2 separate regions of the Homo sapiens genome follow, and region 1 is linked to region 2. Evidence: chromatin loops called from intact Hi-C (ENCODE). Cell type or tissue: dorsolateral prefrontal cortex. All regions are shown on one strand.

What was found. A loop is a pair of places that touch in the nucleus more often than their neighbours do. Peaks named below come from ENCODE experiments on the same cell type or tissue, not always from the same donor. Only the 100,000 strongest peaks of a DNase experiment are listed, where the experiment ranks them.
Region 1: it touches region 2 in a loop (2.8-fold over the local background); 7 of 110 quality-filtered maps call a loop at or near these places.

The regions. Positions count from the first base shown.
Region 1 is chr10:70,548,496-70,550,995 of GRCh38, reverse strand. The region is part of intron 18 of PALD1 (phosphatase domain containing paladin 1); the gene reads right to left. Among named protein-coding and RNA genes, the nearest start is that of PRF1, 53 kb to the left of the region's middle. In dorsolateral prefrontal cortex, CTCF peaks have their summits at 747 and 954 (motif pointing left); a DNase peak (open chromatin) is centred at 955.
Region 2 is chr10:71,283,867-71,286,366 of GRCh38, reverse strand. It overlaps UNC5B (unc-5 netrin receptor B), which reads right to left. Exons shown (of 17, transcript NM_170744.5): 3 at 1,504-1,647; 4 at 938-1,041. Among named protein-coding and RNA genes, the nearest start is that of SLC29A3, 34 kb to the left of the region's middle. RefSeq lists enhancers at 398-897, 894-963, 898-1,399. In dorsolateral prefrontal cortex, CTCF peaks have their summits at 905 and 1,104 (motif pointing right); a DNase peak (open chromatin) is centred at 1,116; H3K27ac peaks cover 457 bases.

The sequences.
Region 1 (2,500 bases), 740 kb after region 2:
TCCACTCCTAGGTATATAACCAAGAGAAATGAAAACATACGTTCACACAAAAACTTGTACATGAATTTTCACAGCAACATTATTCATAATAGCCAAAAAGTTCTACAACAAACCAAATGTCCATCAGCTGATAAACAGACAGACATAATGGGATATGTCTATACAATGGAATATTATTCAGCCATACAAATGCAGTAATAATACATGCTACAACACGGATAAACCTTCAAACATTATGCTAAGTGAAAGAAGCCAGACACAAAGGACCACATGGTGTATGATTCCACTTATACGAAATGGCCAGACCATGCAAATCCACAGAGGCAGAAAGATCAGTGGCTGCCAGATGGTGGGGGAGGGGAAGCGATTGCTAGCGGGTGTGAGGTTTCTTTTTAGGGTGATGAAAAATGTTCTAAACTTGATGTGGTGCTGGATGCACAACTCTATGAATGTACTAAAAACCAGGGACTCGTGCACCATAAATAAGTGAATTGCATGGCACATGAATTGTATACATCGTGAATTGTATACATCCCCTAGTGTGGTCCCCGCCAGCATCAGTATCATCTGGGAGTGTGTTAGACCTCCAGACCTACAGAATCAGAAGCTCCAGAGTGGGGCCCAGCAGCCTGCATTTTAACAAGTCTAACATGTGATTCTGAAGCCCACTAAAGCTGGGGGCCGCTGCTTAGAATATGTGGCTCTCAGCCTTGGCTGTGTGTTGGAATCACCTGGGAGACTTCAAAAACAAGACCCGTGCCCTGGCCAAGACACCCCTACCAACTAAATCAGACTCTCTAGGGATGGAGCTCTGCCACAGCATGGTTTAAAGCTCTCAGATCTCTTGGACATGTGGGGTGCAAGCCCCTGAACTAGAGGGTGTCTCCTCTCAGTCCCTCTGCTCTTCAGTGCCTCTAAGAATTTGGCCAGGTAGGTCACTGGCACCACCTGGTGGCCATATCCCAGAATGACTCTACATCTTGCCTCTGGGCCCTCCAAGGGGCCTTGGGGCTCAGGGATCTGTGTCCTCCCACTGCAGAGGTCACGACCAACCTGGCCTTTGGAAAGGGGGTGGGTGACCTGGTGGGAGCGGGTAAGAATCCTAGCTGGCTCTGCTTCCTCTCTCATTAAAAAACACTTCACATCCAGAAGGCAGCCAGAGTGACCACCTCTAACAGCCCCAGCCACCTTCCTTCTCCAATGCCAACAGAGTCAAGCAGTCACCTCTAGCAGCCCCAACTACCCTTCCCTCTCCAATGTCCAGGGAGGAGTGCCAACTCACCCATACCAACTCATCTCCAATAACTTCTGTGTCATCAGATGCGGGCACCGAACCACCTTTGCTGCCTCTAAACTCGTTTTGCACCTTTCGGCCCCCTGGCCTTTGCCATGCATCCCCTCCCACCTGATGCGCCTTCCCAGGCTGTCTCTGAGGACACTGCTCCAGGCCAGCTCTGGGGGAGCCCTCCTGTCTCCCCACGGCTCAGGCCCTGTCACGCTCCCTGCTCCGCCCTCTGGGTGCCTCGCAGTGGACATCGAGGGCTGCAGAGCTCAGAGGAAGGGGGGCCTATCAGCTTCAGGAGTCAGGGAGGTAGGGGCTCTCTAACAGAGCCTGGCCAGCATGGGATGGAAGGTCTAAGATGCTCTGAAGCAGGCATCCTTTTTCAACTATTGGGCCTCCAGCTTCCAGACTGAACTGGAAGCTTCCATTCTCAGCCCTCTCAGCATCCTCTGAAAGTGGGAGGAACTTAGCTTCTTAGCTCATTGCTGCCAAAAGACCATTGTGAGTGGGACCCAAAGGTAACTCAAAAGGAGACTCAGGACCCAATCTAACTGTGGCCCTGAAGAAAACAGTTCTTCCTAAATTCACCAAAGTCCGTCTTCTGAAACTCCTTAACCACCTTCCCCTCCCCACATTTAACAGACCTTTTTTTTTTTTTTTTTTTTTTGGTAGAGACAAGGTCTTGCTATGTTGCCCAGGGAGGTCTCAAACTCCTAGCCTCAAGTGATCCTCCTGCCTGAGTCTCCCAAAGTGCTGGGATTACAGGTGTGAGCCACTCTTCCCCTGGCCTGGCAGCCTCTTTATCTCTCCAAACTCCCCTCCCAAATGACCTCTGATCTTAGACCCAGATTGACCCCAGATGCCTTGCCCTGCCTTCCAGCTAGGCATCCACCCTTTGCCCCAATCAGGGCCTGATCCATGACCCTGAGCAAAAGCTGGGCCCAATCAGTCATTTCCCCAATGTGTGCACAGCTACAGCCGAGCATAGGGCTGGCTTGGGGCAGGCCCCCTCTGCAGGGGCCACAGGCAAGAGCTGTTTCTGAGAATTGCTGGCCAGCAGTGGGGAACACATGGCTGGTACATATAGCCCTCTCTCAGCACCATGGAATCCTCACCCCCTACCCACCGGCTCCCACCACTGCCCCTCCCACTCAGCACCGGCCTCTGTTCCAGAAGCCAATCAGATTCAATGGGCCAGAGAGGAACAGAAGTGAATAC
Region 2 (2,500 bases):
GTTGAGTTAAACTAACTAAATAGGTGCTAGCCAGGAGTATCTGTCTTCATCATTAACTCCTCCCAGCTCTGCTAGCCAGGAAGAAAAGCCTGGGAGGTGATACGAAGAAGGTCCCCGGGTCTGGCAGACCTGGGTCCAAACCCCAGCTCTGCCACTCACCAGCTGCCTCACCCTAGGTGGCCACTGGGCCCCTCCCAGCCCTGCTTCCTTGCTGTGGGATGGAATGGTAACATCCACTTTGCAGGGTTGTTGCAGAGACCAGCGTGCTAAGTGCCTAGCATATATGGGCCAGGGGTATTTGTCTGAGCCCACTACGCAGAGGAGGGTTTGGGCTGGGAGAGGCTGAATGATGAGTGCATGGTTTTGGGATCAGAGAGGGCTGATCCCAGGCTGGAAGTCAGGGTCCTGACTGCCCCAGCCGTCCACTCTGCTGGGCAAAGCTGAGATGCAGCTCTAATCCCTGGACCACCAGTGCAGGGAGTATGTCTGGAACATAGGTAAGGATGGCGAGAGAGGACAGCAATCCAAAGACTGTGGTTTCAGGAAGGGGTGATCAGCTCGTGGGGGAGAACACACTCACACACACGCATGATGGGATCCTTTCGCATCCAGAAAGCTGGGGCCTTGGGTTCTGGGTGGGGCAGGAGATAGAGACTGAGCTGGAGGTCTACCTAAGGAGCCCCTGAGTTCTGGGGATTTCTGCCTTAGCCACCCCATCCCGTGGGGTTATGCCTGTGGCAGACCCAGCTGGGATCTGGCATTGCTGCGTTCGACAGAGGTAACAGTTCTCTTCTCTGTGCTAAGCCTCGATCTCATCTGCGAAAGGGGCAGGGCTCTGGGAGACTAGCACCATGGCTGGTGGTAAATACCATGCCTGCCTGGCTTCTGCAGGCATGGCCACAGGGCCGTGCTCAGTGGTCCCTACGTCCCCGCTCACCTCGGCCACAGGCACCCCCTCCGGCGGGCGGCACTGCAGGAGAACCTCATGGTCCAGGGGCACCTCCTTGCCCAGAGGCTCCTGATCGAAGTTCTTGCGCAGGTCTGGGAGAAGCGAGAGGGTCCCAAGGCAGTCAGGTGCGGGCAGGATCAGAACCTGATGTGCTACACTGTAGCCACTGGGTGGCAGTGCAGACCCAGGGTACTGTTGATGGGCCCACCTGGCCTTTGCCTGGGAAATTTCCTCTTCTCCAAAGGAGGGGTCTCACTAGGCAGACTTGGGGGAACAGGGTTCCCTCCCTGACTCTGGGATCCTAAGCATATAGTGGCTCAGGATGGGGGAGGAAGCTGCCAGCTTCTTTTATACAGAAGTAGATGAAAAGAGGCCTAGGTTCTGGGTCTAGGAGCCCTCTCTGAGCTGGCATCCATGTGCTGGGATGTCTCTGCCGTGGGCATCCTCAGCCAGGGATGCTGGAGGAGGCCCCACAGATGTGAAGTTCCCTCTCCAGCATCCTCAGGGATGGGGAAGGTTCCTGCAGGGACAGGGTGGGGGTCAGGGTGGCGTACAGGCGATGCGGACGTAGGCTCGGCGACTCTTGGTGGTGCCCGCGGAGCTCCAGGCCACGCACTGGCACCAGTAATCCTCCAGCCCAAAGAGCTCCTCCACCTGCTGCCGCGACACCTCGATCTGCACCTCGCGCACCCGCAGGCCTGGGAGGAGAAGAGAGAGCCGTCAGGGGGCAGGGGCAAAGCAAGGATGTGAGGCACAGGACACCCCCGGCCTTCCACCTCGGATCCTGCTGGCACTCTTGCCCAAGTGCCTTTCCCTCCATTCCTCTTGTCTCCTGTCTCCACCCTGGCTCAAGCTTCATGGCCACTCACCTGCACATTGCAGTGGCTAACACAAGCCCTCTGCCCCACCAATGCATCTTCTACCTGGCAGCTAGTGTCATCTCCAAAATGCACAAGTGGTGTGTCATTCCCCCCGTTATGAGACCCTTCATGCGGGGTCTCAGTGGCCTGCAGGCGGGTAGGGTCATCCCCAGGAGTGGCTCTGAGCTGCACTGTGCATCCACCATCCCCATCCCACTGCAGCCTCACCGGGTGTCTTCCAGGCCCTCATGTTCCCTGGCTCTGCAGCCACGGGGCCCTTGCACATCAGTCCCCTGCCTGGAATCTTCTGTCTCCTCTGGGCCTGGTGGCCTCCCAGTCCCTGCCAGATTTCGGATCAGCCTCACTTCCCGAGGAAAGCCCCCTCCACCCTGCGCCTCCCCGACAGCTCTCCCAGCACTGCTCGGCACTCCCACCACTGTGCCCGGAAGTTCGTCTATGCAGCAGTCACTCCCCTACCCAGCTTCGTCTCCTCCCAGCACCCACCATTAGCTGGACTCAGATTATTTATGGACGCATTCATGTGTTAAATGTCTGTCTCCTGCAGGAGAACAAGATGGGGCTTTGTCCTGCTTGCTGCTGTGGCCCAGGGCTTGGCACAGAAAGGGGGCTCAGCACGTGCAGAGGTGGGATGCCTGCTCTCCCTGGTCACTACTCAGGCCCTGTGGGCCTG